Regions from separate parts of the Homo sapiens genome. Here region 2 is linked to region 1. A link is an interaction called in ENCODE POLR2A ChIA-PET data of the cell type or tissue named here. Cell type or tissue: GM12878. All regions are shown on one strand. Each heading gives the region's core, and the rest is flanking DNA. Links, peaks and the distances in the headings are about the cores only.

The links. ChIA-PET counts read pairs that join two places held together with the same protein. Peaks named below come from ENCODE experiments on the same cell type or tissue, not always from the same donor. Only the 100,000 strongest peaks of a DNase experiment are listed, where the experiment ranks them.
Region 2: POLR2A ChIA-PET joins it to region 1 with 11 read pairs; 3 of 35 experiments call an interaction of 5 or more read pairs at or near these places.

Annotation. Positions count from the first base shown.
Region 1 is chr15:80,063,387-80,080,175 of GRCh38, forward strand. The region is part of intron 1 of ZFAND6 (zinc finger AN1-type containing 6); the gene reads left to right. Among named protein-coding and RNA genes, the nearest start is that of ZFAND6, 12 kb to the left of the region's middle. RefSeq lists an enhancer at 3,748-3,797. In GM12878, for the core only: no CTCF peak of the experiment used is centred there; a DNase peak (open chromatin) is centred at 9,065; H3K4me3 peaks cover 2,356 bases; H3K27ac peaks cover 1,261 bases.
Region 2 is chr15:79,865,243-79,882,031 of GRCh38, forward strand. The region is part of intron 3 of ST20-MTHFS (ST20-MTHFS readthrough); the gene reads right to left. All of the region lies in intron 2 of MTHFS (methenyltetrahydrofolate synthetase), which reads right to left. Among named protein-coding and RNA genes, the nearest start is that of MTHFS, 23 kb to the right of the region's middle. RefSeq lists a silencer at 9,005-9,299. In GM12878, for the core only: no CTCF peak of the experiment used is centred there; no DNase peak of the experiment used is centred there.

The DNA.
Region 1 (16,789 bases), core at 4,419-12,418:
ATTTCTTTTTTTGTATTTTTTTTGAGACAGAGTCTTGCTCTGTCTCCCAGGCTGGAGTGCAACGGTGCGATCTCAGCTCACCGCAACCTCTGTCTCCTAGGTTGAAGTGATTCTTGTTCCTCAGCCTCCCGAGTAGCTGAGACTACAGACATGCACCACCACGCCCAGCTAATTTTTTTTTTTTTTTTTGAGACGGAATCTTACTCTGTTATACAGGCTAGAGTGCAGTGGCACAATCTCGGCTCACAGCAACCTGGGTTCAAGCGATTCTCCTGCCTCAGCCTCTCCCCAGTAGCTGGGACTACAGGTGCATGCCACTACACCCAGCTAATTTTTGTATTTTTAGTAGAGAGGGGGTTTCAGCATGTTGGCCAGCCTGGTCTCAAACTCCTGACCTCAGGTGATCCACCTGCCTAGGCCTCCCAAAATGCTAGGGTTACAGGTGTGAGCCACTGCACCCGGCCTAAATTTTTATGTTTTTAGTAGAGACCGCGTTTCACCATGTTGGCCAGGCTGGTCTTGAACTCCTGGCCTCAAATGATCTGCCTGCCTTGGCCTCCCAAAGTGCTGGGATTACAGGCGTGAGCCACCATGTCTGACCCAGACTGGCCACATTTCAAGTGCTCGGTAGCCACATATGACTAGTGGTTACCCACATGGACAGTTCCATCTTATAAAAGTACTATAACCTAGTTATCTGTTGGGTGTAACTTAAGTTTATTATTTTTTTCTTATTATTATAAGTAGTGTGATAAATATAAGAGCTACTACTATGTATTTGTCATTGTTTCTTTCGGATCTAGTCTGTCTTACAATCACTGAATCAAAGCATATGAACATTTCTTAAAGTCTTTTCATAAATATTGCCAAATTTTGTCCTTAAAAGTTTGACTAACATCAAACTTTAATATCAAATTTGACTAAAAATATGACAGAATACACATTTCTTGTATATCTTTACCAGCATTATCTGTCTATCCATCTACCCTCCATCTTTCCTTCCCTTTCTATAGGAATCATCATATATTTCTTTAATTAATTATGATGGTAAATAAACCTGGATATTGGACATCTTCTAGTTTATCTTTTGCCCATTTTGGCTGGTGTTTTATATTTGTGATACCCTTTTAAACTTTTTATATTTTTAGGATTTAGGATAGCAACTCTGCTATATACTGCAAATATACATATACACACAAATATATATACACATGTATACATACACACACACACACACACACACGTATGTTTGGGTTTTTTAAAATGTTTTTTGAGACACGGTCTTGCTCTATCACCCAGGATAGAGGGCAGTGGTGCAGTCATGGTTCACTGAGGCCTCTACTTCCTGGGCTGAAGTGATTATCCCGCCTCAGCCTCCTGTGTAACTGGGATTACAGGCGTTCCCCACCATGCCTGGCAATTTTTTGTGGAGATGGGGTTTTACCATGTTGCCCAGAATGGTTTCAAACTCCTGGGCTCAAGCAATTTACCTGCCTTGGCCTCCCTAAGTGCTGGGATTACAGGTATGAGCCACTGGGCCTGGCATGCAAATATTTTTCCTGGCTCTTCATTTACCTAACAGTGTTGTCTTTTCTCTTGCTCTCTCTCTCTCCCCCTTTTTTTTTTTTTTTTTTTTAACAAAACAAAAAAACAGGCAAGGGTTTTTACTTTTTAAGAAAATTAGGTTAATACTTTCTTTTATGGCTTCTACTTTGCTTTTATATTTAAAGGCTTCTCCTACCCAGTTAAGTTTTCTTCTAGTTCTTTTACGGTTTCATATTTCACATCTGTCTTTTTCTGTTCATCTGGGATTTATTTTGACATATGTGAAGTGAAATAACCTCCCTTATTTTTCCTTAAAAATTTTGGCCCCACTAAAAAAAAAAACAACTTGTTGCCTTGAAATAAAGCTGCCTTTATCATATGTTAAATGCACATCTTCTTGGTTCTTTTTAGGTTTTATTGAAATATCAATGATTTGGTACCAGTGTACACTTGTATACATGGGGCATGGTATTTTCATTTTGTAAACAAGTGTGTTTCTGTTATTGTTTAAGTCTCCCCCCCATCCCCCTTTTTTGGTTGTTGCTTTGTTAGTCCTCAGATTTTTTAGTTTATTCTTTTGGGGCTTCAAATTAGTTTTGGTTTTGATTTTTTTTTTTTTTTTTTTTTTTTTGGAGACAGAGTCTTACTCTGTTGCCCAGGCTGGAGTGTGATGGCATGATCTTGGCTCACTGCAGCCTTTGTCTCCAGGTTCAAGTGATTCTCATGCCTCAGCCTTCTGAGTAGTTGGGATTACAGGGGTGTGCCACCACACCTGGCTAATTTTTGTGTTTTTAGTAGAGATAGGGTTTCATCGTGTTGGCCAAGCTGGTCTCGAACCCCTGACCTCAGGTGATCTACCCACCTCGGCCTCCCAAAGTGCTGGGATTACAGGCGTGACCCACTGTGCCTGGCCAGTTTTGAATTTTTTAACTTAAAAAAATTGCAACTTTTATAATATTTTATGTTTTATAATGAAAAAATGTAATCCTATTGAATGTTCCTCTGAGCATAGCTTTAGCTATATTACTTAAATTTTGATGAGTAATATTTTTATGTTTATATATTTAAAAACCCCTGCAGTTGCAGTTTTTATTTTTTCAACAAGTATTTAAGCACCTGCTCCATCTAGACATTCTGCCAAGTGCTGAGGACACAACTATGTACAAGACAAGGTCTCTTGCCTTCATCCAGTTACAGTCTGTCAATATAGACAAACCAACGAATAAAGAATTTTCAGATTTCGACAAGTGTCTAGGAAGTAAATAAATAATAGAAGGTGCTAATTGGATGATCTGAGACTGTCTCTCTGAGGATGTCATGTTTAAGTTGATTGGTGGTACCAAGGTGTGTATGGGAGTTTCTTTAGCTTTCCCAATCTATCGAAACATAAAAAAAAAAAAAAACGGAGTCTCACTCTGTTGCCCAGGCTGGAGTGCAGTGGTGTGGTCTTGGCTCGCTGCAACCTCTGCCTCCTGGGTTCAAGCAATTCTCCTGCCTCAGCCTCCTGAGTAGCTGAGATTACAGGCATGCGCCACCATGCCCAGCTAATTTTTGTATTTTTAGTAGAGATGGGGTTTCACCACGGTGGCCAGGCTGGTCACAAATTCCTGACCTCAGGTGATCCACCCGCCTCAGCCTCCCAAAGTGCTGGGATTACAGGCGTGAGCCACCACGCCCAGCCGAAATGACTAAGTTTTTTTGGGAAAATATTTTGTGAAAATTGCTTTGCAGGCCTGGCTGAGATCACTTGATGTCAAGAGTTCAAGACCAGCCTGGCCAACGTGGCGAAACCTCATCTCTGTTGAAAATACCAAAATTAGCTGGGCGTGGTGGCCGGTAGCTGTAATCCCAGCTACTCGGGAGGCTGAGGCAGGAGAATCACTTGAAACTTAGAGGCGGAGGTTGCAGTGAGCCGAGACTGCACCACTACACTCTAGCCTGGGCGACACAGTGAGACTCCATCTCCCAAAAAAAAAAAAAAAAAATTGCAAACAGTTTGAAGCCTCTTCCCCATCTTCCAGCTGGATTGCTGCTCCAAAGCTTGTCCTGTGTAGAAAATTTGGAACTTTGATTCTGAGTTCTAAAATCAAGAAGTTGAAGGTAGTTTCCCATGTGAAGAGAACTGCTGGCACAAATGGTACATATGCAAAGTGCTTGACTTGACTTTGAATTTGACAGAAGATTAGAATGACTGGTGTTTACTGAGGGAGGACAGTGGGACAAGCTTTGTTTCAGGACTTGTTTGGGAGACTTTTATTTTTTATTTCCAAATGGTAGGGCTGCTTCCACCCCTCCTGCCTTCCTATGGAGTTTTGATTTTGTAATCCAAATCAGTCTCCTACAAATAGCATATATTATTTTACCTCTTGTTACTTTTCTTCATTATTTCTACTGTTTTCAGTTTTCTCTACTCAAGACCTTTGCATATGCTTTTGTTTTGCTTAGTTGTGATTTCCTTGAGGAATCCTTCCTTGATGCCACAAAATAGGTTAGGTCTTTCTCTTGGCTTCATGGGCTCATTTTATATTGGGCTTTTCTTTCATAAACATTTGTAACAACTCCAGTTCATTAAGTTTGTGTGAATTGTTTTAGCATCTATTTCTTCTTCCAGAACCATAGTCTGGTAGCTACCATCCACTTGTGGCTATTTAAATAAATTTAAATTTAATTTAATATTAAAAATTCAGTTCCTCATTTGTATTAGTCACATTCTAGGTGCTCACTCAGTGGCCTTATGTGGCTAGTGGCGATTGTGTTGGACAGCAGAGAGACAGTCTTCTGCAATAATAGATACTTATCTTAATTTATAGTCCTGTGGCTAATGGCTACCATATTTTATTTAAATAGTCACATCTGACTATTGAGATATGGCAAGTCTGAACTGATGTATTAAGTTTGAAATAGGAACTTGATTTCTAGTACCAAACAATGAAAATATCTCAATTTTTAAAATATTACATATTGAAGTAGTGATATTTTACATGTATTGTGTTAAAATATACTATTACTGTTAATTTTATTTCTTAATTAAAAAAATTTTTTTTTCTTGAGACGGAATCTTACTCTGTTGCCCAGGCTGGAGTGCAGTGGCACAATCTCGGCTCACTGCAACCTCTGCCTCCTGGGTTCAAGTGATTCTCCTGCCTCTGCTTCCCAAGTAGCTGGGACTACAGGCGAGCACCACCGCGCCTGGCCTGTTTTTTTTTTTTTTGTTTGTTTGTTTGTTTGTTTTTGAGACATGGTGTTGCCTTTGTCGCCCAGGATGGAGTGCAGTGATGTGATGTTGGCTCACTGTAGTCTCAACCTCCCTGGCTCAAGGGATCCTCCCACCTCAGCCTCCTAAGTAGCTGGGACTACAGGCGCGCCACCATGCCTGTATAATTTTTAAAAATTTTTAAAATTTTTTGTAGAGATGGGGTTTCACTGTGTTGCCCAGGCTGGTCTTGAACTTTTTTTTTGAGATGGAGTCTCGCTCTGTTGCCCAGGCTGGAGTACAGTGGCACGATCTCGGCTAACTGCAGCCTCCAGCCCCCGGGTTCAAGTGATTCTCCTGCCTCAGCCTCCGGAGTAGCTGGGATTACAGGCGAGTGCCACCACGCCTGGCTAATTTTTGTATTTTAAGTAGAGACTGGGTTTCGCCATATTGGCCAGGCTGGTCTCGAACACCTGACCTCAGGTGATCCGCCCACTGTGGCCTCCCAAAGTGCTGGGATTATAGGCGTGAGCTACCGCGCTCAGCCGGTCTTGAACTTTAGAGCTCAAGTAATCTGTCTGCCTTGGCCTCTGAAAGTCTTGGGATTACAGGCGTGAGCCACCGTGCCCAGCCAATTTTTAAATTTCAATGTGACTACTAGGAAATAGAAAACCACATGTGGCTCTCATTATGTTTCTGTGAGACAGCACTGGTCTGACTCGACCATAAGTTTGTACAGTGGTAGGGACTATATCCATTTTATTTACTGTGGTATCTTCAGCGCATAACAGACGTTCAAAAGATTTGGTGAATGAATAAACTAACTCTGTTAACTTTTGAATGTTATTGCATAGTTTACAGAGAATGTTACCTATTCAGCTTTTGCTTTTCAGAATTGTTTTCTTTGTGACTGATTAAAATGGTTGAGAAAAGCTCTTTCAGTAACTATATAAAGAATGAGTCTTCGTCTTTTATGTAATATTTTATTTATTTTTTTCTGGTTTAGGCCTCCAAGGAGAGAGAGAATTTAAAGTTGGCCAGTCTATTTTCTCTTAGTTTTTCTATGTCTAGCACTTTTTCTTAGATGATCTATGATATGTTGTTTGGCACATGAAAATTTATGACTTAAAATCTTAATAGTTGAGTATTATAAATGCCTTCTCTTTTATTTTTGTCTCACTATTGTGATCCCTGTTTCTTTTTATTTTGCATTAATCAGTGACCTTGTTTATCCCTTGAGACCTAAAACAAAGCAATGTACTGTTTTTTTGTAGAAAGATACCTTATCCTATCGGCTTGGTTTATGCTTGCTTATTTGTATGTTTCCTTAATGTTTCCTTTGTGTTCAGTGTTTGACCTCATATGCCATTCATTCAAACTCCCCAACTCCTCATACACACCTTGTAATCTTTTCCCTAAGGAGTCAGGAGAGATACACCAGGAATTGCAGGCTCAAATATATCTTACTTTTGCCAGGGAAATATTTTTTTTATTTTTTGTTATTTATTTATTTATTTATTTATTTAGAGACAGAGTCTTACTCTATAGCCCAGGCTGGAGTGCAATGTCTGCTGCCCGGGTTCAAGCAATCCTCCTGCCTCAGTCTCCCAAGTAGCTGGGATTACAGGCACCTGCCACTGCACGAGGCTAATTTTTGTAGTTCTAGTAGAGACGGGGTTTCACCATCTTGGCCAGGCTGGTCTTGAACTCCTGACCTTGTGATCCACCTGCCTCTGCCTCCGAAAGTGCTGGGATTTACAGGCGTGAGCCACCACACCTGGCCATATTTTTTTATTTTTTATTCCCCATTGAGGTGTTTTTCAGAGTTTATCCTTAGTGATCCCAGTTATGTTTTGCTAATGTCAGGGTGGTCTTTTTATCAACTACTACAATAAACCACCAGTCGTGCCAGAGAAAATGCCCAGGATTAATTTCTTTTGTAGGAAGAGCAGTTTGAACTATATGGAATCCTTCAAAATTCTAAGAAAGTGTTTGCCCTGTTCTGTATATATTCTGCCAAAAGTTGTTCCTAATAGTCTAGATATTGATTCTTTATGTAAGTAGGGTCTTTTTAATCAAAAGTGAAGTGGGACCAAATTGTTCAGTGGCTTGTTCTCTTCTAAATTGTTTTTAGCTGATAAGATTTGGGAAACTTTCTGGGCTTCCACAAATAATATACAATACATCTTTGAATACTTGATGCTTAAAAAGTGTTGTTACTGCATGCAATCAGGGAGCTCCAGAGCTTTTTGCAGGCTCCTTGTTCCTGAGAAGCAATATTGTTTTCATATTATCTCGGTTATACATTTTATGGTTGTGACATTGCTTTCTTTTTGTTTTTGCTGTTGTTTTCTGCTGCTGCTGATTTAGAAATGAAATAAGCTAACTCTTAATTTTAACCTGTTTGCTACCTAAAATGGTAATCATCTTGATGTTCTTTCAAGCAGGTCCCAGAGATCTTAAAATGATCCGGAATCACTGAGTCCACAGTTCTCTTTTCTCTTGGTTATGTATAGATGGAGAGTGGTCTTGGTGTTATATTAGTGTATGATTCGTATTTGTTTCATAATTAACTTCGAAGTGAAAAATTGATGCGAGAGCAAAGGTTTATTTGGTTTCCATAACTATTTACTAATTTTATGCTTGCCAGATTTTAAGATTAAACTGTTTGCCATCTCTTTTTTTTTTCTTCCCGTAAAACCTTTGGCCATCTACAGTCACTTTTCCTCAAATCTTATGCTGTAATTCAAACTGTATATTCTTTTTGCTGATTGCTTCTGTACCTCCTCTGCTTCCAGTGTTCTTTTGCAAGAGTGTCCACACAGTGGGAAGAAAACCTGAACTTGACTCATGAAGTGCTGGGCATTCAAAACAGTGAATCCTTGCAAAGGATCTTGGGAGTAGACCCCTGTGAATTGGCTCTTTCAATTTGTCCACTTAAAGGGCATAATAGATTATGCAGCTGTTTGGGCTTCAGCAGGGTATTGCTCCATATTCATGCCTAGTTGCAATTATGTGAATTTTCAGTTTGTTACAAAGACTTCCCTTTGTATTCAAAACAATTTTGTTGGCTTTGTGTTCTAATATTTGAGTTTTCTCTGAGGAAAAATAGTTGCAAGATTTTGAACTTTGAAAACTTCAAATTAAAATGTTTAAAGGTTTTGTCACTTTTTATTTTCTGATGCAAACCATACATTGAAAGCATATTTTAAGAAGAAGTCACTCTAATAAGCTTTAATTTCGAGTTTATGAATCACAGGATTTTTGGTAGAGGTAAAAACTATACTTACACCGTAAATTAGACATTAAATGCCATTTAATCAGTCAGATAATGATTAATGTTAGAGTAATGTTTGATGGGCCAAGCTGCTAAAACATAAGCAGTTCTAATTAAAATATATAAACTTATCACGTAAAAATAGCAAACTTAGTAATGTATAAAGTGACAGTAGGTCTTTTTTGCTTAAAAATCAGAGTTCCTGTGTAGTGTCTCTTTATGATCTCTGTAGTAAAAATATTATTTAACGTAGCTTAGTGAGAAGTTTAAGAGGAGTATACCTTTTACTTTAGGGTGCCCATGCCACTTTGAAGTTATGGAGTGCAAAGTAGTTTCCACACATTAAAAAAAAAAAAAAGATGAAAAAGACTTAAACTTTTCTAAATTTTATACCTGAACATGTCATTAGAACATGTGCCTTTTGCTTTTAGATATCTGTTTGCCAATGGTTAAGCATTAACCTTGGCAAAATACTCACATGTCAGATCTGTTAAATGTAATAGTATTTCTGCCCAGTATTTTCTTCAGTTTTAAGTAGAAATATCAACCTTTGATGTCACTGAAATTTCTACTCTGTTGTGATACTGAGAACATAAATGTCAGTGAGTTTGATAGCTTAGAAGTGAATCTTTTGCATTCAGTATTTTAGTGCTGTATATTTTCACTTAAGTTATAGTTTTCTCTTTAAGTCTTAGAAAAAAACATTGGTTTGTTCCTCTTAGCAACATATTGTAATGGATTTTCTGTTGCCGTTTTACAATTTTCAGGTAAAATGTGAACTCTATTAAAAATAATCTGTCTTTAAAGCATAACTTCACCTTCATTGCTCCATAAAAATAAATGATTTAGATTAAAAGCATTGTATTTTAAACAATTGGTCACAGCTGCTTCTGTGAGATTTTCATTTTTGTTACTTAGTTTATTTTTCACCTAGACAAGGGTAAGCAAACAGTATATGATGGGAAAACTGAAACCTTATGTACTGTTTCTTTAAGAAACCAGCTTATCCAGGAGGTTTTAGTGTGTCTAACCTAACCTGCTAGCAAGGAAAAGTTCTTTAAAATAATGGATATTAGCCGTATCCAATCACAATTATCAGTTTCACTAACAGGGAGGAGATTTTACTCTTCAGCCACTAGAATTGGAGAAGGTGGAGCTTGGTATTCAGGTTTGGTTGCTTTGGAGTACAGCTTCAAGTGAAGTTAATCTGAGGTGAAGCAAACAGAAAATTGTGGAGGTTTTGTTGGTAGGATTTTTGTTCTAATCTTTTTATGATCCTTTATTTTATAATTTTGCTCCTTTATGATTCTGTGTGTGCTAGGTTTTGTCACTGTTTTTATTTTCTGATGCAAACTGAACACTAAAATTAAGCAGGGAAGCAGAACAAAAGGGCTCTTTGGACAGGAAATAGGTGTTCAGAGAATCAAACTTGACTTTCTCCTATCATTATTTTTAGTTCAGAATATGAGTGTCATTAAAACATCTTAGACTCAAAATCATCTCCAATAACAGGATTTTTTTTTGAATTGGTTGTTTGAACAGTCAGTTGTCAGTTTTTATAAATGACATCTTGAGGAGGTTCATTTGATATGTCATTTTCCTTAAACTTAAAATGTTAAGTTGCTGAAAGATAAATGTGATAGGCTTAAATACGTCTTTTTTAGTAAATTGAAATGCCAACTGTTTAATTTTTTTAACCCCAGCACAGCACCCCTTTTAATTTCAGTATATTTTAATTTAACAATATGTTGACATTTTTAATATGCTTATAATTTTTAATATGCTCATAATTAAAAAGGCCATTGATGAACAAAGTGAAACTGCTTTCTTCTTACTTCATTCAAACTCTTCATTTCTTTCAAAGGTGGAGATAAGTAATTAACATTTCGAAACAGGAAATGAAAGGATTTATATTTTTAAAAGCTATAGGTAGGCTACTACAACTTTTTTTTAAAGTATCTGATTCTATTTACATTTCTTATTTATGACGTAATTGTAGTGTATTTCAGTACAAGAATATTTTTTAGAGACTGTTTTCTTTATATTGTTGCTCTTTGTTCTCATAGAAATTAAGGTATAAATTGCAATAATCATTGCAATAATCAGACCAAAAGCCAGCTAAGCATTTTCAGCCATTGTATTTGCTATGCTACTTGTTCCGGATCATGCAAAGGTTTTTAAATTAATGCTTTTCTGCTATATCTGTTGTTTAAACAATAGTGTAATAATAATGAAATCAAGAAAAGTTACCTATCTACCCACCAGCAGATCATTGTTTGGTCATCTCATTTTTTTCCTGTTCCCTTCTCTGTCTTATATTCTTGCAGTTTTCCAATAATTATGAATCTGTGCAGTTTTATGTTTTCACTTAACTATCTGTTGAAATTGTTTTCATTTCAGTAACTATGTAATTCTCTTAAATTGATGTGACCTGAATTAACCTAGTTTTTTGAATTGTCTACTTTTAGGTTCTAATTTTTCGTCATTTTTAATAGTATTGCGTTGAACACACCTGTGTGTAGCTGTAAAATATTTTCCTTTTTAAAAAAGATTTCTTTTGGAAAAATCCTGGAGTGGCTTTACCTAGATCAAAGGATAATGAACACTTCACTGGCCAAATTGTTTTTCTAAAAAGTTATACCAGTTTATATCGACACCAGCAGAATATGCTTCAAAGTTTTTCTGATGTGTAGCCCCTTAAATGTTCTGTTAAAGTGTGCCTATGGAGCTCTCTGACTTGTTGATTAGTTTTTGCCTAAAAGCCTATTTTCAACACCACTTTCCAAGATGTAGATGGATATAAAGCAATTTTTCTGGATATTAAAATCAGCTGAGGGAAATTGGAAACACTTTTACCCACTTAACTGAGCAATTGTATCTATGCTAGATATTTTATATACTTAGTGTATGTGTTGCTATTAGTAAGTATGGGGCTTAATGTTTTACACTGGCTTTGTTATTCAGGCTGGCTTTTCTTTTTCTTCTGGTAAGCACATACCAGAAGAAATATTTTCTTTCAAGAAAATATATCAGAAACATTTTTAGGAGGAGACTGGAGTAGTGCCAGTTAACATTAGGAGACTGGAGTAGTGCCAGTTAACTTTACCTGTCTCAAAAACATGTATGAATAACCTTTGTCATTATTTGTGCGTTTCTTAATTTTGAGTTTTTAAAAATACACTTTGGAAACAGATAACTTTTATGAATAATTACAGGCTTTGAAATGGTATATCAGCATCTTTCCAGTATTTTATAGGTTTCAGTTAAAGGTAAGAACTTAACTTTACACACATATAGTGGTGCTAGACATATGTTGTTTCTGTTTGTCTTTAAGAGCATGCTTTGTTGGCATTGACCACAAATTATGTATACTTTTACTAGCTTGTCTGTTAAATGAAATAGGCATAACTGGCTTATAAACTAGTTGAGTAACGTTCTAGAATAAACTTAAGTTGTGTTAAAATCAAAGACAATTCTAAGACAATCATATTTTTTCTTACAAATGGGGAGTAATGATAAGCCATAGGCTGGGCTATAACTCATTGATGGAACCAGTAGTTGAGCATGTATGGTATGGAGTTAGTCTAGCTCATTTTGCAATTTAAATAATTTAACTTACTTTGTGTCAACTTTTATTTCAATTAACTGATAATTTAGTATCTCTGACTTTCAGAGCTGATGCTGGTATGTTTGTCATTGTGTTTGTTTCAGAGGGAAGTTTTTTTTGTTAATGTCTACTTTTATTGTTTGATTTTTTTTCAGATACTTTGGTGTTGAACATTTGGGATAGAAGAGAGAAATTTAAAATTAAAAATTTTCCATATTTCTATCACAAATATTGGTAATTTGACAACATGTAATTTGATTGTCGTCTTAATAAAATTTAATGTTATTGCTACCAAATAGAGATAAAGGTAATTGTAAATACTGTAGTGAAAGTTTAGCTGTTGATTACATTTTGCTGGGTACCCCAAGGTAAAGAAGTGATTTTTTTTAGTGGTTTCTGTAACTGTAATTCTGCAGTACTACTGATCTTACATTGACAGATTTAGGGAGTATCTTTTTGGTTTCCTAGGGAGAGTGGAAAGTAGTTTTCTACAAGGAGAAGAAAACTTTTAAATTGACCTAGGTATTTGGGTCAAGATATGAAAAGTGATGGTTGCGTTTTATTTCAAAAATAATGTATTCAAAGTCTCTGTTGTTAGATGCCATTCAAGAGGAACATAGTGATTTTTTTCCCTCCAAATAATATGAGGAAAAAACTTAATGGGCAGTAAGTTGATAAAACTTGAAAGAACCTAGAGCCATTTTTGTTTAAACCTATTAATGCTAATTTTTGAACTGATGTGTCTATGAACTTGTTTGACTAAATTTGGTTTTCTGTGTTTGTATGCCATCGGAGAAAATGAACTCGAAACAGTTTTGTCGTTAGTAGTGCTTTGGTAGAAGAGAGCAGATCCATCTATCCCTGTTTATACCTTTTTTCCCCTTCGCAATATAAATACCCTGTGTCATCTGCTACCAATAGATTTTTGTAAGTACTAGATTTCTCAGCAACATTTAGTGCCATTGACTACTTTTCCTGCTTGAAACTCTTCTCATTATTTTCATGATACTGTCTGTGCTTTCCTCATTAGTGATCTCTGTGTCTTTTGCAAATGTTTCTCCTTTACAACCATTAAGTAATAGAAGTTCGTAGCATTTTGTTCTTAACTCTTCTCTAGACTTCCCTTTTGATAATCTCCAGTCCCATATCTTTAATTAGCATACTATACATATTAATGGTTCCAACGTCTGAATCTAAAATCCAAAACTTTTTTTGTACCTGAGACCCATATTTATCCAGCTCACCAAAAGTCACAGCAAATGGGTGATACTGCCACCCAAGCCAGAATCTGATTGTCATTCTGATTCTTCTTCATCACCAGTTAGCCACAATTAGCCTATAAATTTTAAATTCAGTGTCTCTAGAATCAATCTTTTTTTTTTTCCTTCACGTGTTAGCATAAGGCCACACGGTATGATTTCTTAGATGACTAAACACCCCCCTAATTGATCTTCATTTCCATTTTAGGCTCTGTATAATACATTCTTTACTGTGCGGTCATATCTGTTTTTCTCTGCTTCATATTCGTTAGTGAATACTAGCTAGAGTGAAGAATAACACCAGCTGATTCTGTGCTAAACATTCTCTCAGATGGTCCCCACGCTAAGTACTGTTAGTCTTTTCGAACCAGTAAGTCAATTTAGAAAGGCTAGCTAATTTGTCTAAGGTCTCCTTGGCTGGTAAGTGACTAGCATACTTTAAAACTGAGGTTTGTCAGACTGGAAGTCCTTTCCTTTACACACTGAGCTGTGTGCTTTCCTGAGCTTACTTCTCTATTCCTTTTTTCCCTCACATCATTCCACTTCACTCTTTAACCACCAGCTATTTGTAATTCCTTCTTCTAAGGCATAGTGAAAACTTGCTGCCTGTCTAAAAATGCTTTAAGGGAAACAAACATTAAAAAAAAAAAGTATTTCTGACAGTTTTTTGGAACACTTTGATAAAGGATATTAAACATTTTAGCATCCCCAGGATACAAGAAGATAAAAGAATGAGGCACAGGCAAAGTAAAGGTAGTTTTCCTTATGCACATAGTTTTGAGTTTCATAGCTGTTGAATTCCTCACGTTTAATAAAAGCTTGAGACCAAGCTGTGTAGTGGGAAGATTAGGCAAAGTGCAAAAGCACTTTAAGCTATTTGAAATGCTAACAACTCCTTAAATAACTGTTGGCTTGGACCTTGTGCTCATTCTGCATCCGGGTGTATAAAGCACCTGCCTGTGAACAAAAGTCAAATAACTTACTGAGTAACTTATACATAGGGTAGAGAGGCTACATAGATTATTTTGCATCAAATATTCTATCATCAAAAAAGTTAAATAATGCAGACAACATTACTTACAAATAAAATTGACGTGAACAGAAAAATAGTTGATTTGGAATCATTTTCATTTAAAATATTTTCTCTTTGTCCTCTGTGCCATTCCCCCTCTAACATATTTTAAAGCAAAAGGACCTCTATTGGACCAAAAAAAGAAAAAGTAGCCTTTTTATTCATAGCTTTGAAAGCAACTTGGTGGTAAAGGAAAAAGGTCAAATTGATGAAACTTTTGAAATACAGGTAAATATTACCAATGTTTGTTTCTTTGAAGGGATCAAATTATTAACTATAGTTGGGAATTAAAGGTAATTATAAGCATAGTAAAAATCCATGAATTACCCATTGTAAGAATAGGAGTGAGTTTTCTTTCTTTTTTTTTTTTTTTTTTTGGAGACAGAGTCTCGCTCTGTCACCCAGGCTGGAGCACAGTGGCGTGATCTCAGTTCACTGCAACCTCCACCTCCCTGGTTCAAGCGATTCTCCTGTCTCAGCCTCCCAAGGAGCTGGGACTACAGGTGTCTGCCACCACGCCCGGCTAATTTTTGTATTTTTAGTAGAGATGGGGTTTCACCATATTGGCCAGGCTGGTCTCGAACTCCTGACCCTTGTGATCCACCCGCCTCGGCCTCCCAAAGTGCTGGGATTACAGGTGTGAGCCACCGCGCCCGGCTTTCAAAACTTTTAATGTGGCATTATTTACTATCCATAATAGTCTTTTGCTATATTTTATTTTTTCAACTTTTATTTTAGGTTCAGGGGTACATGTGTAGGTTTGTTACATGGGTAAATTGCATGTCACTGTGGTTTGATGTACAAACAATCCCGTCACTCAGTGACCATAGTACCTGATAGGTGTTAATAGTTTTTCAACACTCGCCTCTCCCCAGCCCTTTCCTCTAATTGTCTCCAGTGTTTATTGTTCTCATCTTTATGTCCTTGTGTACTCAGTGCTTAGTTCCCATTTATAAGTGACAACGTGGTATTTGGTTTTCTGTCCTGCATTAATTCACTTAGGATAATGGCCTCCAGCCCCATCCATGTTGCTACAAAGAACATGATTTTGTTCTTTTTTATGGCTGCACAGTATCCCATAATGTATATGTACCACATTTTCTTTATGTAGTCCACTGTTGATGGGCACCTAGGTTAATTCTATGTCTTTGCTCTTGTGAATAGTGCTGTGATGAACATAAACGAGTGCATGTGTCTTTTTGGTAAAATGATTTATTTTCTTTTGAGTATATACCCAGTAATGGGATTGCTGGGTCTAATGGTAGTTGTGTTTTAAGTTCTTTGGGAAATCTCCAAATTGTTTTCCACAGTGGCTGGACTAATTGACATTAACACCAACAGTGTATAAGCATTCCATTTTCTGGGAAACTTCACCAACATCTGTCATTTTTTTGACTTTTTAATAATAGCCATTCTGACTGGCTTGAGATGATATTTTGATTTTGATTTGCATTTCTCTAATGATTAGTGATGGTAATGTTGAGCATTTTTTCATGTATTTGTTGGCTGTATTTATGTCTTCTTTTTTTTTTCATTTGCTCAATTATTTTATTTTATTATTATTATACTTTAAGTTTTAGGGTACATGTGCACAGTGTGCGGGTTAGTTACATATGTATACATGTGCCATGCTGGTGTGCTGCACCCATTAATTTGTCATTTAGCATTAGGTATATCTCCTAATGCTATCCCTCCCCCCTCCCGCCACCCCACAACAGTCCCCAGAGTGTGTCTTCTTTTGAGAAGTATGTGTTCTTTTGCTCGTTTTTTAATGGGATTATTTGTTTCTTGCTTGTTGAATTCTGGATATTAGACCTTTGTCAGAGGTGCAGTTTGTGAGTATTTTCTCCTATTCTGTAGATTATCTGTTTACTCTGTTCTTTCTTTCCTTTTTTTTTGGAGACGGAGTCTCGCTCTGTCGCCCAGGCTGGAGTGCAGTGGCGCGATCTCGGCTCACTGCAAGCTCCGCCTCCTGGGTTCACGCCATTCTCCTGCCTCAGCCTCCCAAGTAGCTGGGACCACAGGCACCCGCCACCACGCTTGGCTAATTTTTTGGATTTTTAGTAGAGACGGGGTTTCACCGTGTTAGCCAGGATGGTCTCGATCTCCTGACCTCATGATCCGCCCACCTCGGCCTCCCAAAGTGCTGGGATTACAGGCGTGAGCCACCGCACCCGGCCTACTCTGTTCTTTCTTTTGCTGTTCTTTTGGTATACATTAAATAATAAAAATGTAAAATAATGACAATAGATTTTGAATGTTATAATAGATTTATGTGATATATAATTTGAAAAGAATGTTTTCCTTAGCTTTTTTTTTTTTTTTTTTGAAATGGAGTCTCGCTGTGTCGCCCAGGCTGGAGTGCAGTGGCGCAAACTTGGCTCACTGCAAGCTCTGCCTCCCAGGTTCATGCCATCCTCCTGCCTTAGCCTCCCCGAGTAGCTGGGACTACAGGCGCCCGCCACCACGCCCAGCTAGCTAATTTTTTGTATTTTTAGTAGAGTCGGGGTTTCACCGTAGCCAGGATGGTCTCGATCTCCTGACCTTGTGATCCACCTGCCTCGGCCTCCCAAAATGCTGGATTACAGGCATGAGCCACCACGCCTGGCCCTTAGCTTTGAGAAACAGAATACACAACCGTTTTTCTGTTTTTTTTCCCTTTCTTTTTTTTTTCTTTGAGATAGAGTCTTGCTCACCCACCCAGGCTGGAGTGCAGTGGTGCAATCTCCAGTCACTGCAACCACCATCTCCAGGGTTCAAGCAGTTCTCCCGTCTCAGCCTCCGAGTAGCTGGGATTACAGGCACCCACCATCATGACCAGCTAATTTTTGTATTT
Region 2 (16,789 bases), core at 3,914-11,913, 200 kb before region 1:
TTAAAATTCAAGATAAAGACCTTAGCACAAATATTTGACTTTCTACTTTCATTTCCAGTGAAATGAACAAAGGAAAACAAACTTGGGAAAAATGTCTATTATGATTAGAAACCAGGAAAGAATGCCATATCTAAGTCGGAAACTTCGAGGTATTTCTGCAAGATATAATTTAGGAAAAAGGGAATTTGATAATGAAATACATGTTAAAGAAATGGCTGCCTTGGGAAGAGCCGGAAGGAAACCAGTGTGGAACTGCAGTCAAGCCCCCAGCCAGGAGGAGCAGGTATACGTATCGTAACGATGGGTCTCTGGGCAGCAAGTTGCTAAAAAGCAAATCTTGACCCTTCTTGGGCCTCAGACACCTAGTGCAAAGCTGATTTAACGAGGAAGACCACCTCAGCCCTCATCCCTGCTTACCCTCAGCAGTGTGCTAGGCAAAATGTGGGTATGGCCATGAATCCTAACAAAGGCTCCATGTTTGGATCTTCTGCCCCTGCAAATACTGGGCTATGCTGACAAAAACCAACCATGGAGAAAATAAATCCTTCATACAGTGGCAAAGCTCCCTCCGGCAGGTGCCTACAATAATCGCTTATTCCCTTCTCCCCTCAGTTTACTGCATCTTTCTCAAGCAAAACAAAATGTAGCAAATTTAAACTATTCCCTTCTTTCTTCATCTGGGCCTGAACACCAACCACACAATCTCTAACAGAGCCCATCAGAACTACCAATAGCAGGCAAACCTAAACCTCTTTAAGGTGAGGGAAGAGAGAAAACAGTCACTGCAGTTTGAAATTTTATAAGTTTTTTTTTTTTTTTAAGGAGGAGGAACAGGAGCAGCTTTTTGTTTTTTTTTGGTCTCTGTGACAGCGATGGTGGCATTCGAGAGGCTAATGGCTAAGAACAAATCCAGCAGCAGGAATATGTCCAGTTCTCATGAATAAAAGGATCTGTGTTTTTTCCCTCAGAGGACCTGATCATGGGTCCAGAAGATAACTATTTGAGTTCAACGGTTTCCTTCTTTCCTAAGTTTTCCCCTTGATTTTCTCTTATGTCTTCCAAATATTTACCTGTACATTATTTGGTGAAAACAGTTACCTGATGGAAGAGTTTGAATCTATACTTCCCAGAAGTAACCCAAAGGCATTTGAAAACAGCAGTGAGAAAGAGTGTCCTGGATAAAGCATAATGAAAAACATCTTGTTGAGAGTTAGGATCTGGGCACAACCCCCAAATAAAAAGGGAGCTGATGTGGATGCTTCTACAATACAGTAGGATGACAGCCAAGCAGACAGTAGGTGTGCAGGATCTCTTCAGCAGGCGAGACCCTGGGACTGCCTCCTATTCAGTGCACGTGCATACACAGAACACGAGGGCAAACACACGACCTTCCAAAACATTTTTTTCTTAAGAACTGCTAGTGATTGGCCAGGCACGGTGGCTCACACCTGTAATCCCAGCACTTTGGGAGGCCAAGGTGGGTGGATCACCTGAGGTCAGGAGTTCCAGACCAGACCGACCAACATGAAGAAACCCCACCTCTACCAAAAACACAAAAAAGTTAGCTGGGCATGGTGGTGGCAGGCACCTGTAGTCCCAGTTAGTTGGGAGGCTGAGACAGGAGAATCGCTTGAATCCGGGAGGCAGAGGCTGCAGTGAGCTGAGATCGTGCCATTGCACTCCAGCCTGGGCATGCCACTGCACTCCAGCCTGGACAGCAGAGTGAGACTCTGTCTCAAAAAGAAAAGAAAAAAAAAAAGTACTCTTTTAGTGCCAAAAAAGCAAATCTGCAAAACCACATACACCAACAATTTATCTTACTTCCCATTTTCCCCCATTCTCCAGCCTCCCCTAACTCACCACTCCTATGAACTATAGTTTCTACAGGATAAAAATAGCCTAATACATCTTTTAAACATTCCTATCCAAACTGGTTCAGGTATATTGTCAGAGCTATCATCACTATCTTTCTCAACTCAATGGGAACTTGAAAGTTAGCAAATTATATAAATGAAGAACAATTCTTGGTTGATTATCACCATCAATTAACTGTTGAGGTGATTTTAGAAAGCCAAACTCTCAGTGGAGTAAAATCAATATGCTCTTTCTAAGGAAATAAGATTACGTAGCAAAAAAAAAAAAAAGGGGGGGACATTGAAGTTTTCTTTAGGCCTCTGTATGTATATTACCATATGTCACATATGACAAATTTATCTCATTTTCACTCATTACTAAGTAGATATTTTTCTGTAATCCAGCTAAATCTTTATTCTCTTGTAGCTTGTTATAACTATCAAATTCTGAAATATTTCCAAACATTTTTAAACGTAGATAAATGAAAAAATAGAAAAAAATGTAATGATGGTCATAAAAAAAAAAAACCAACAGAAGTTTTCCAAACACATTTCTTAACAATGCCTTAGTCACCAGTAAATTACTAGAGCTAGTATATGTGGGACATAAATTTCTAATTAATGTACTAAGATAATGTTTTAGAGAAAGTTTCTATCAGGAATCTAAAAATGACAATTTTCTAAATATAAAGATGAAGAATCAGCACTAAAAATCTAAAGTTCTTTTTTAAATCTTCAACTTGGAAGAGTATCTCCAGTCAATACAGAGACCTACAATCTACTGGGATCATAGAAGAATGCACACTGTAGCTTTGAGTGGAGTGTGTGTGTGAGAGAGAGAGAGCACGAGCGAGAGAATGAGAGAGATCACACACGTGAGAGTGAGCCCAGCAATCCAACGTTGGTATAGACCATGCTAGCATTTTTTATTTTTTATTTTGAGCGAGGTCTGAATTTTCTCTAAATATTTTGCAGTCTGTAGCACAGTGCTAGGAGACAGTAAAAGTAACAGCCAAGGTGTTGCATGCAAAATCAAGTATCTAGCTTGTTTTAAGCAGACTAAACTTAAGTAGGAATTTCCAATGAATAAAGCAGATTAGGGAGAAGCACAAAATATGTAATAGCTTTTATTTTATATCACCTTTTTCTTTCCAATTTCAATGTAGCATTCAATATACAATAGTGAATTTTCTGCAACTTCGAATATAATTTCATGATGTTGAGAATGAGTCATTATTGAAAGAGCTCTGTATCAGGTTTCTGTGTGGAGCAGATTATTTCCTCATAGAAGATAATCTTCTTAGATTCAAAGAGAAATATAGCACGTACTATGAAGGGTTTGGGGAAAGGAGAGGTATTTCTTGGTGTGATGGTTAATTTTATGCATCAACTTAATTGGGCCAACAGGTGCCCAGACCAAATATTATTTCTATGTGTGTCTATGAGAGTGTTTTAGGATGAGATTAACAATTGAATGAGTGGACTCAGTAAAGTGGACAGCCCATCTCAATGCAGGTGGCCTGAATAGAATAAAAGGCAGAAGAAGGAATTTGTCCCTTCTTTCTTGCCTAACTGCATGAGCTAGGCCATCTCATCACATTTCCTGCACAAGGACTAGAATTTACACCATAGGCTCCCCTGGTTCTCAGTCCTTCGGACTTTGAGTAAACACCACTACCTTTCCTGGGTCTCTAGCTTACAGACAGCAGACTTTGAGACTTCTAGGCCTCCACAATCACATGAGCAAATTCATTATAATAAAGCTCCTAAAAGTATAGATATAGATGTAAATATAGATGTACACGCACACACACAAACATAAAACTTATTGGTTCTGAGAACTCTGACTATACACTAGGTGCATTTTTTTTTAATGTAAACCTTTTCATGAAAAATGAAAAAACGGTGAGTGTTGGTAGCTTATTTGATAATACATACAGTACTTTGGGGTACTGTGACTACATCAGGTCATAAGGAATAAAAGTAAGTATGTATTTATGCCACCAGCATTTAATAAAATATACAAAAGGAACGAAAGCAGACTCTTGGCAAATGAAGTATTTTTAGTCATTGTACTTACTTAAAGAGAAAACAACTCCACAAGTATCCTTACTTTGTTGTGGTATTTAATTACTATTTTAAAAGTTAAATTCTATATCTCTCACAATAAAGATGGGGAGAAGGACCAGTCTGAAGAATCAGTGCAAATATTTCCCATTAAAATAGACATATTTCAGGACAAAGCTTTTAACAATGATATTTGAGAATATGCTGCATCTATAATATAAAATTAGAAAACACAGTCATACAAAAGAATAATCTGAGATTTGTAACAATTGCTTAGAGGTTTTTGTTTTATTTTTTTGAGACACAGTCTTGCTCTGTTGCCCAGGTGGGAGTGCAAGCATAGCTCTCTGCAACCTAGACCTCCTGGGCTCAGGCAATCCTCTCACCTCAGCCTCCCAAGCAGCTAAGACTACAGTTGTATGCCAACACAGCCAGCTAATTTTAAATATTTTGTAGAGATGGGGTCTCATTACGTTTCCCAGGCTAGTCTTAAATTCCTGGGCTCAAATGATCCTCCCACCTCGGCCTCCAAAAGTGCTGGGATAACAGGCATGAGCCACCATGCCTGGCTCACTTAACAGATTTTTTTAAAAGATTAATAATTTTAAAATGTTAATGATGGCAAAGGAATAACAGGATAGACAGAAGAAGAACCCAAATCAATAAAATAGACAAGATAGGGAACTTCGGTTATAAACCCAAATGATTTTGAAAGTGATGGGGATAAAAAGATGAGAGAAATATATTACAGATCCAGAAGAACCAAAGTAACTATAATAATAATTTCAAAAACAGAGGAAAGAAGGGATTATCAAAAAAGATAGTTGAAAATAGTTCCCTGGAGTTAAAAAGGACATGAAACTTTAGGATGAAAGAGATGACTAAATACCAATTAATTCACAAAATTAATGAATATTAAATTTGGAAATCAAAAATAACAAAAATTCCTAAAAGAAGTCAAGCAATGAAAAAACAAGTTTCTTACAAAGGAAAACATGAATGACATCAGACCTCACCTACAATACTAATCACCACAAGACAACAGACTAGTTGTCTAGAACACAGGTCACAAACTATAGCCCTAAGACTAAATCTGGTCTGTTGCCTGTTTTTGTAAATAGAGTTGTATTGGAACACTGTCTGTTTTGGTACCGTCTATGGTTTCTTTCATATTGCAGTGGCACAATCGAGCTGCTGTCAAAGATTCCATGGCCTGAAAAGCCTAAAATATTTACTATCTAGCACTTGACAGAAAATAATTGCCAAATCCTGGGCTAGAATTCTGGGTGGACAAAAGAAACAAAAACAAAAAACTGTGACCCTAGAATTCTATCCTATTCAAGAATTCACTGATGTGTACAAAGACAGCCTCAAAAATAAAAGCATTCTGAAAACATACCACTCACGGACCATGCTGAAAAAAACTACTTAAAGGAATATTCCATCTGACCAAGAAATTCATCAAAATACATAAATCAAGAATAAAGAAGATATGCTATAACAGTAGGAACAAGGAATCATGAACCCAGGAAAATTTACAGTTCAGTTTAAATGACTCTTCTCTATACTCTATAATATAGTAAGAAAATAATCGAATGTCAATGAAAAAAATTCTTTAAAGAATATACACATCTTTAAACTACTATTAATTTTAAACACCAGTTTATGTTGACAAAAGCTAGAAAGAAAAAGCACATTGGCCGGGCGTGGTGGCTCATGCTTGTATTCCCAGCACTTTGGGAGGCCAAAGCAGGCAGATCACCTGAACTGAGGAGGTCGAGACCAGCCTGGTCAACATGGTGAAAGCTGTCTCTACTAAAAATACAAAAAATTAGCTGGGCGTGGTGGCACATGACTGTAATCCCAGCTACTGGGGAGGCTGAAGCAGGAGAATTACTTGAACCTGGGAGGTGGAAGTTGCAGTGAGCCAAGATTGCTCCATTCGACTCCAGCCTAGGCAACAGAGTGAGACTCTGTCTCAAAAAAAAAGAAAAGAAAAGGCACATTTAATTTCTTGTCTTTCACAGGGGTAAGGTCAATAAATACTATATTTATAATGCTAGTGAGAATTTGAGGCTAAAAATATTTTAATGTAACCAATAGTAGAAATGAATGCATAATTATGAAGTACTAGAGGGAAAAAAGGACACAAAGAAAAGGAAATGACAAAAAAAATTGTCTCCCAAAAACATGATGACAAAGGTAACAGAAAGAAGGCCAGACACATGCATTATTCCCAAAAAAAGAGGACAGACTGAACAGCCTAACTAAAAGACTACCAGTTGGGTACAAATATCAAAAATTCAATCATAAGCTATTTACAGAGGGATGCCCCACAGAAAATTGATGAGGGGAGAATTCAAGACAAAGGGATTTTTTTTTTTTTTAGTGTTCAATTTCCACTTTATCTTCTTTCATTACCTCTTTTATAATTAACGATTCATTTGCAGTTTTGCTGAATAAAAAAATTATACAAATATTCTCAGACAAAAAAAATTAATGCCAAACTTAAAGGTGATTACTAGAAAAATAGTACTTTTAAGTACTACCAAGGAAACTCTGTATAATGTTTGAAGTGACAATTTGAAATGCTTAAACAAAAAGAAAAGAAGAAAATTAAATGCTGACTTCAAATGCTATTAAAATTAAAATTTTTTACATAGGCCGGGCACGGTGGCTAATGCCTGTAATCTCAGCACTTTGGGAGGCCGAGGCATGGATCACGAGGTCGGGAGATTGAAACCATCCTGGCCAACATGGTGAAACCCCATCTCTACCGAAAAAATACAAAAATTAGCCGGGCATGGTGGTGGCCACCTGTAATCCCAGCTACTAGGGGTGCTGAGGCAGGAGAATCGCTTGAACCCAGGAGGTGGAGGTTGCACTGAGCTGAGATAACACCACTGCACTCCAGCCTGGCGACAGAGCAAGACTCCGTCTCAAAAAAAAAAAAAAAAAAAAAAAAATTTAAGTATAGCTACTTTATTTCATTTTAATAGAATACACGAGGCCCAAACAGAAATCCTGCAGTTCAATCAAAATAAGTCTTCAAACTAATGAAGCTTTTTTATGCTATACTCTTTACAGAGATCATTAAGCACACTACAATGAAGAAATCCCATTTTCTCTGATCTAATTCTGTAACATTACCAGGTAACACTGTGGAGCCCTATGACCTTCTGGTCTTGTAGGGCTCAGGGATCATGGGTGTTTAAATAGGGAAATGTCATGTGAGTGATGCAGGACAGGTGAGCCCCAAAACTGGGGTTATGCCCAGGAGGGTTTTTGGCTTTGCCGGGAAAGAATTCAGGAGTGAGCCTTTGACTGAACAGTACTGCTCCTTGCAGAGTAGGGCTAGCGCTCAGGCAGTAGCCCAGAGTCAGCAAGGCAGGGGCTCCTGGCAACTGTATTTAACATTCAGGTAAACCCACATTTGGCTATATGTAAATTAAGGGGCAGGTCAATGCAAATTGAGGTTATTTAGAACTTTCTACAAAAGGATCGTAATTTCCAGGTTGTTGCCATGGAAAGGGGTAGTAACTTCCAGGTCATTGCCATGGCATTTGTAAATCGTCATGGTGCTGGTAGGAGTTTCTTATGCCAATGAGCAATGACAGCAGCCAGGGATCACTTTTGTCATCGTCTGCTGGTTTCTGCCGGTTTCTCCATTTTATCCTGTCTGGACCACATCCTGTTTTGGTCAGCAGTGTCGTGACCAAAAAGCAAGTCCTGCTGGTCTGTTACCTCATGAGAAAGGATGCCTTTTCACCATAGGGCTGTGCACTTCTGAAAGACCTTAGAGGCCCAGCCTAGCTGACCATTAGGGAGACCACAGGGCTTGCAAGTAGGACGCAGTCAACACCACAGGGCACTCAGTAAAACCTCCAGGAAACAGAGTGAGAACAGCAAAAGAGGAAGCTCAGGGCTTCAGGACCCTTCACCTTTCAGTCCCCATCCTTCTTTCTGTATCCCTATCTCAATCCCATTGTGACGCCTCCTGGTGCCAGGCTCCAGCTATAGATATATGATGTAGTGGTTTAGGGCTGGGGTCTTAACAGCCAAAGGGACCTGGGTCTTAATATTATTTCTGCCACTCATGAGTTGTGTGACCATCGATAAGGTACTTCATCTGAGCCTTTTTTCTGATCTATAAAATAGAGGAGCAGGATATTAATAGCACCCATGCCTCTGCAGGGTATGGAAAGAATCAAATGAAGCAATGCAAAATAATTGCTTAGCACAGTTTCTGGCAGGTAGTAAGTACTCAAGAAATTTGGACTGTTATTACATTATGCATCTCTCCCACATACCACATCCCTGAAAAATCAGAAATTTCCTCTCCTGAACATTCCCTTTTGCAATGATGGTAAGAAATCAGTGAAAATCCTCTCTGAAAAAAAAAATACTGTATATCAAACAAAATCATCCAAAGCCAGCCATTTCAGGGATTTGGAAGCTGACCAAAGACTGAGTAGGAACAGCAGAAGTCTCTGGTCCTCTTACCTGGTGAGGTTCCCAGGCCCCCAGCTCAGTCCTCAAGAATGGCAGTTTTACCAATATGGGGCTGGCTGGAAAAAACAGCAGCTCTGCTGCCAGAAGGGGCAGACTTAACTTGTGGTAGGGGGCTTTGTGAGCTAAACATAGGAATATTACAGGAAAAATTACAGCTTTACTTGCCAAGGTTGTAATCCCAGTTGGTGTAAGAGCATAATGGGAATGTAATGTGGCTATACTAAAATAAGAGGTCCATAGAAGGGCTGAGATAAACTCTTCCTACATACCTGGCTGACTAGAAACTATAGGGATATGCAGGGAAGATCTGAGAGAGCTTGGCAGAGAGTAACAGCCAAGGACAACTAGAGAAGTGCTAAAACTTGAATGCACTCTGCAACTCACAGACAGATCAATCAGTGGAGCTTCATGCATTCCAGTGTTTGAAAACAACTACTATCTAAATCACTGGCTCAGAATCACTTCTAGAATGGCAGAGTAGAAAACTAAAAATCTGCTCCTTAATAAAACCAGCAAGAACATTGGGAAAAATGGTCAAAATCAACTTTTCAAAACTCTAGAAATTAGTCAAAGGCTTACACCAATCTAAATGTTTATTCTCTGTAAGAACAGTGAGCTTTGTGCCTTTTCAACTTGCCCCATTCCCATCCCCCTCTCCCCAGCTTCATGGTAGACTTGAAAATCAACAGCCTTACAACTAAAATAGCTGTGACAACCACCAACAGCCTGGCAGCCAATGGAGGGGCAGAACAGGTTTGGAGCTCAACAAAAGCTCCATCCCAGAAAACTGTCACTAATTAATTTGTCTGGCAGTTCCCTGAAAAGGTGCATTGTCAGGTCTTATCTTTACTTGATCTGACTCATAGCTCTCTCCATGCAAAAAGCCCTAGCCCTAGGACATTTATTTTAAAAATCAATGGCAATTGTTTAATATCACAGCTGTCTGGGGCAGGAATCCAGTTAGTGCTAACAAGAGGCTGACCAAAAAACTTAAAAGGAAAAACTGGGGAAGAAGATGTCCTGAGGAGCCTTTGAAAAGCTCCGACATATTCCAGGGAATCTAGAAGGCTATCTCAGGGCTGTTCCTTGCTGAAAAAAAGAATTCAGCGATATTTCTCCTATTCGCTTTTGTAAGAGGAGAAATATGGCTCTGTTCTGCCCGGCTCTCAGGCAGTCAGACCTGATGGTTATCTCCCTTGTTCCCTGAACATCGCTGTTATCCTGTTCTTTTTTCAAGGTGCCCAGATTTCATATTGTTTAAACACACATGCTTTACGAACAATTTGTGCAGTTAACGCAATCATCACAGGGTCCTGAGGCGACACACATCCCCAGCTTACAAAGATGATGGGATTAAGAGATTAAAATAAAGACAGGCATAGGAAATCACAAGAGTATTGATTGGGGAAGTGACAAATGTCCATGAAATCTTCACAGTTTATGTTCAGAGACTGCAGTAAAGACAGGTGTAAGAAATTATAAAAGTATTAATTTCGAGAACTAATAAATGTCCATGAAATCTTCACAATTTATGTTCTTCTGCCATGGCTTCAGCCGGTCCCTCCGTTCAGGGTCCCTGACTTCCCGCAACAAAAGCGACAAAAAAAAAAAAAAATCACTAGAGATCCTCAGATCCTCATAAGATTAACAGCTGAATTGTCAATGGCAACCTGGAGGCCAGAAGGCAGTGAAAATAACACATTCAAAGTGCTGAATGAAAAACACTGCCAGCCAAGAATTCTATCTCCAGCAAAGCTGTCCTTCAAAAACAGAGAAGACACAATGCCAAGACAATGCAATACGGAAAGAATCATCTTTTTAAAGACAGTGCTGGGACAACCAAATATCCATATACAAAAGAATAAGTTGGCCCCAACTTATACCATTTACAACAATTCACTCAAAATACATCAAAGACCTAAATGTAAGAGCTAAAACAATAAAACTCTTAGAAAAAAACGGAGGCATAAATCTTCATGACCTTGGATTAGGCAATGGTTTCTTAGCTATGATACCAAAAGCACAAGTAGCAAAAAATTATTACATAGGACTCCATCAAAATCAAAAACTTTGCTTCAAAGTTCACCATCAAGAGAGTGAAAAAACACAATGGGAGAAATATTTGCAAATCACATATCTGACAAGGAACTTATTATCCAGAACACATAAAAAACTTAGATAACACAACAGTAAAAAGGCAATGTAATTAAAATTGGGCAAAAGATTTGAATATTTGAAGAAACAATCATTGGCTCACCACTAAGCTATATGGACATAGGAGCAGCACCTAGGAAGCCAGGCCAAAAAATAAATAAGCACACAAAAATTGAGCAGAGATATCTATAGACACATATCATAGGGAGATATGTGCTAACTGGCTAAGAGCAAGCTAGTTACCAAAAAACAAACAAACACTTCAAAAAGTAAATCAGAATCCAGAGATACTACAAGATATTATCAAAAAGATTTCAACAACAAAAAAAATATAGGATATGCAAAGAAACAAGAAAGTGACCTATAATCAAGGTGGGGGAAATCAGTCAAGGAAAATGAAGTCTAAGTGGGCCAAGATATTCAATTTAGCAAAGACATCAAAGCAGCCATTATGAATATGAGCCAAGAATTAAAGAAAATTCTGTTCAAAAAAACTAAAGTAGGCCAGGCGCAATGGCTCATGCCTGTAATCCCAGCACTTTGGGAGGCCGAGGTGGGCAGATCACAAGGTCAGGAGATCGAGACCATCCTGGCTAACATGGTGAAACCCGGTCTCCACTAAAAATACAAAAAAAAATTAGCCGGGCGTGGTGGCAGGCACCTGTAGTCCCAGCTACTCAGGAGGCTGAGGCAGGAGAATGGTGTAAACCCAGAAGGCAGAGCTTGCAGTGAGCCAAGATCATGCCACTGCACTCCAGCCTAGGTGACAGTGTGAGACTCCATCCCAAAAAAAAAAAAAAAAAAGTAAAGGAAACAAATGTTCCTAGAATTAAATGAATATATGACACCAATGACTCAACAAATAAAGAATATCAATGAAGAAACTGAAACTTTCAATAAGTATCAAACTCTACAGTTGAAAAGTTCAACAACTGGCAGGGCACAATGACTCATGCCTATAATCCCAGCACTTTGGGAAGCCAAGGCAGGTGGATCACGAGGTCAAGAGATCGAGACCATCCTGGCCAACATGGTGAAACTCCATCTCTACTAAAAATACAAAAATTAGCTGGGTGTGGTGGCACGTGCCTGTAGTCCCAGCTACTCAAGAGGCTGAGGCAGGAGAATCACTTGAACCCAGGGACCAGAGGTTGCAGTGAGCTGAGATTGCACCATTGCACTCCAGCCTGGGCGACAACAGTGAAACTCCTTTTTTAAAAAAAAAAGAAAAGTACAACTACTGAAATAAAAAATGCACTACATGGATTCAACAATGGGTTTGAGATGATGGAAGAAAAAAGGCAGTGTACTTAAAGACAGATCTACAGAAATTATCCAACGTGAAAAAAGAAAAAAAAGACTGAAGAAAAATGAACACAGCCTAAGTGACTTGTGGGACAATATCAAGAATACCAATATACTATACATGGAATAAGAGTCCTAGAAGGAGAAGAGAGACAATGTGGCAGGAAAAAAATTTTTTTTGAAAAATAATGGCTGAGAACCTCCTATAGTTGATGAAAAAATTAATCTACAGACCCAAGAAGCTCAATAAATCCCATATAGGATAAAACTAAAGAAATCTACACATGCCAGGCACGGTGGCTCATGCCTGTAATCCCAGCACTTTGGGAAGCCACGGCGGGTGGATCACGAGGTCAGGAAATCAAGACCATCCTAGCCCACATGGTGAAACCCCATCTCTACTAAAAATACAAAAAAATTAGCCAAGCGTAGCAGTGCACACCTGTAGTCCTAGCTACTTGGGAGGCTGAGGCAGGAGAATTGCTTGAACCCGGGAGGCAGAGGCTGCAGTGAGCCAAGATCATGTCACTGCACTTCAGCCTGGTGACAGAGCGAGACTCTATCTCAAAAAAAAAAGAAAAGAAATCTACATTTTTACACATCAGAGTCAAACTGCTGAAAGAGAAAAATAACTTATTATAAAAAGGGAAATACAAAAATAGAATGAATGATGACTTCTCATCAGAAACAATGGAGGCCACAAGGCAGAAGAATAACATTGAACATGCTGAAAGGAAAAAAAATACATATGTCAACTAAGAATTTCATATTCAGCAAAACCCTTTCAAAAATAGAGGCAGAATAAGACATTCCTAGATAAACAAAAACTGAGAGAATTAATTACTGGCAGAGCTGTCTGAGAAAGACTAAAGAAAATCCTTTGGGCCAAAAGGAAATTACACTGGATGGTAACTTGAATTCACAGGAAAGAATGAAGAACACTGGAAACAGTAAGTAGGAAGGTAAACACAAAAGACTGGTTTTTTCTCTTTTCTTCTATTCCTTTTTAAAACATAAGAGTTCTTAAAGCAATAATTATAATACTATTTGTTAGATTTATAGTACATACAGATGTAACTTATACTGTCGTGTGAATTAGGAGGACAAGAGAGACCTCGGGGTAAACCAGGAGGATCTTTTCTGAGTGCACTCAGACCCAGCAGACTCAACATCCAAAAACTGAGCCAAGAACAAAGACAGCACTTGACGCTTATACACACTTCTAAAAGGGGATGGGCTAACTTGAGTCAAGCTTACACTGGCGCAAAGCAAAAGCAAGGATACAGAGGCAAGACAAGACGGTTAATCAAATTGTAACAGGTTCATAACTCAGGATTACACATGACCATTGCTATGCAACTCAGATGGCCATTATCTAGTTTGCCGTAGTGCCTAGCAAGGCTTATTCCATGGCCTTCACTATGGTGCCCAGGTGGCCGTATCTCAGGCCTGCTCAGTTGCTTTATGACCATCACTCCACTGCTTAGATAAAACAGAATACTAGAAGTCACTAGTTACAGGGAACAGGAATCTATAAACTCATACTGTAAAACAAAGAGAAATTTGTTTTTCTTCTCCCTATGTGGAGGGAGTGGTGGGAGAGTCTCCAGAGCACATTCTTCTGTGTCCTGGCTTCTTAGATAGTATTATCAAGACTTTTCCTGGGTTTCAGCTGTGCTTGTTGCTGCCTCTGGGACAAGTCAGCCTAGCACAGGAAAGCTTATTCCCTTTTTTTTTTTCTTTCTTTCTTTAATTTCCTGCCTCAATATGACAATAATAACATAAATGGGGAAGGAAGAATGGAATTATATAAGAGCAAAGTTGCTGTATTTTACTGGAGTCAGATGAATACTAATCTGAAACAGACTGTACTAAATAAAAGATGTAATCCCTCCAGAAACTGCAAAAACAATTTAATACATAGCTTAAAAATCAACAGAGGAACTAAAACAGCACATCAAAAAAAATTTAACACAAAAAATTTTCATTTTCATTTGTATCATGCTTTTCATTTGTATCATCCATTAGTGGAATTTTGAAATTCCACTAAATGACCAGTACTTCCCAAATTTTTCACTAAGGTAACTGCAGAGAAAGTTAAAATCCCTGGAGGGTCTGCCTGCAGGCCTGCCCACAGAGGCAAAGTTTTTGCTTTAATATTTTGTGTTTTACCTTTAAATTATTACCCTTTTTTTTTTTTTTTTTTTTTTTTGAGTCAGAGTCTCACTCTGTCCCCCAGGCTGGAGTCCAATGGTGTGATCTTGGCTCACTGCAACTTCCGCCTCCTGGGTTCAAGCAATTCTCCTGCCTCAGCCTCCTGAGTAGCTGGGATTACAGGCACCCACCAGCATGCCCAGCTAATTTTTTTCCTTAAAATTTGTGAATTTTATTTATCTTCTATATGCTACCTTTGTGATTGTATTTGTTATAAAACTAATGTGTGGTTTGTATGTTTATATGTTTGTTTTTCTGGTTTGTTTCTGCTAAAATGTTGAAGTAAAATTAATAGTTGAAGAAAATTTACCCAATAAGGCCTGTAATAGATGCATGCCTTCTTGAGAAGCAGAGGCCTAAATCAGTGGCTTTCAAACATTTTAGAAACTCAGTAAGAAAAACATCATGACCCATTTTATACACAGCACATGCATATACACACACACATGCACACATATATACACACAAAACTCTGACTAAAATCAAAATTTCTTTCCTAGCTCTTTCTTGTTTTTTAATTAATCACAGGACTTCTTACAAGTGATTCTGGTTCCCTGTGTCACTACACCCAAAGAACACTTAAATTTTTACAGTGGATTTGACTGCTTTAACCCAAAGTAATGACATGGGCAGTTAGGAAGATATTTTTTGTTTCTGTTCAATTTCCATCTCATGATTTGCTGCCTACTTCATCCAACAGTAAATTAGTTTATTCTGCTTTTGTTCTTTTTTTTCTTTTTAAGACGGAGTCTCGCTCTGTCGCCCAGGCTGGAGTGCAGTGGCATGATCTCAGCTCACTGCAAGCTCTGCCTCCTGGGTTCACACCATTCTCCTGCCTCAGCCTCCTGAGTAGCTGGGACTACAGGCACCCACCACCACGCCTGGCTAATTCTTTTTCTTTTTTTGTATTTTTTAGTAAAGACGGGGTTTCAACATGTTAGCCAGGATGGTCTCGATCTCCTGACCTTGTGATCCGCCTTCCTCAGCCTCCTGAAGTGCTGGGATTACAGGTGTGAGCCACTGCGCCCGGCCTCTGCTTGTTTATTTATGGATAATAATCAATACAATCTGGTTTTGTAGATGACGATTAACATAAAAGATAAACATTGATGGATCATGTGCTATTATATCTGCATTTCTTTGCAATACTATCAGTCATTCACTCAATATACAATTCTCAGCTGTACTTTAAAAAGGATATTTAAGTTACTGAAGAAAGAGATGGTACCTCAGATTCATCAGGGCACTGTGCTAAGCCCAAACACACCAAAAAAAAAATGTTTGAAGACTATTTATATGTTTCTCTAAAGGACCATCAGGTGAAAGTTACATGAAGCCATAAACTTAATATGGAGAGTACTTTTCTAACCTTTTATAAAGTGGGGTAAATGAAATGGGGTTCTCTATTAAATAGTGGACTCCTAATCCCTGCAAGTAGTAAAGCAAAAAAAAAAAACAAACAAAAAACTTTTAAACTACATATATAGGATATAATAAAGCAAATCCAATGACAAAAGGTATGCTGAGGTGTCAAAATACAGGGCGAAAACACAGGAGGAAGTGTTTAAATATGACTAAGAAATCTAAGAAGACTTTTGGAGGAGGCAGCATTTAAGCTGGGCATTCATTTACACACAGGTCTTTACTACCCTAGCTTGAAATTTAAGGTTCAGAGCAATAAACTAAAAAAAGAATTTATTTTTTCTAATTCCAACTTCACTCCTCTTAAAAATTCTGCCCTTCCTCTGAATTAAATGTATACACAAAAACATAGAAACCTAATAGACATTTTAATGTCTCAATTAAGGTGATAAAATAAAAATTGAATTGGAAAAGCAGTTTAAACACCTGAAGTTCTATATGTAGCGAGGTTTAAGTCACCTGGGTTAGTCCTTTTAAAGACAGTTAAGTGTTCAATAGTACATTCAATGAATCATTATGCTTGAGTAGAACATTTAGCAGGCTAGCCCATCTTGGCAAGAATAACAGGGCATAACCCCTAAGGAACTGTCTTTTAATCTTAATGGGCTGGGAGTTAACAAGAAGTAAATTACCATTCTCTGAAATGAGGATATATTCTAAAGCCGCTGCAAAAGATAAAATAGACAATTCTGGAACAGGTCCAAGGAAGCCTATCATGGGTGCACTTCTCATTCAAATGAAAGGCCCTGTTATAAATCAAAGCTGTAGCTGGTTCTTCCTGTGTATTTAGCCGAATACAAAATGACTGAAAAAAAAAAAAAAGCTTAACTTTGAGACCAGAGTACTTTTAGATACATGTGACTCAGTCCAAGTTCTTCCTTGGGAAAATATGACAATGTTCCCATGCATACAGTTACCAAGGGTACCTGTTCCATGAATAACGGTTTTAATGCAGTATGCTGTCAAGAGAGAGAAAATCTAGGTAGTAAAGCAATATTAATGAATGAAGTGTGAAGAAAAATGGCACTTCAAAGGGCACTGGAGTGGAAACCAGAACTGGGTGACCTCGCATTATCATTAACTGCCTGTGTGTCCTTGGGGAAGTGACAGCCTCCCTGGGTTGCAGTTATCCTATCTGAAAACAAAGAAGATGAAGCAAGGACAGTAAGGGTTCACTCTCCCTCCCACAGTGCCTAACTCAGGAGGCAATGTTCTCAATTGTCCAGAGAGGGAGGTCACCCAAAATGCCTACAATGGCATGT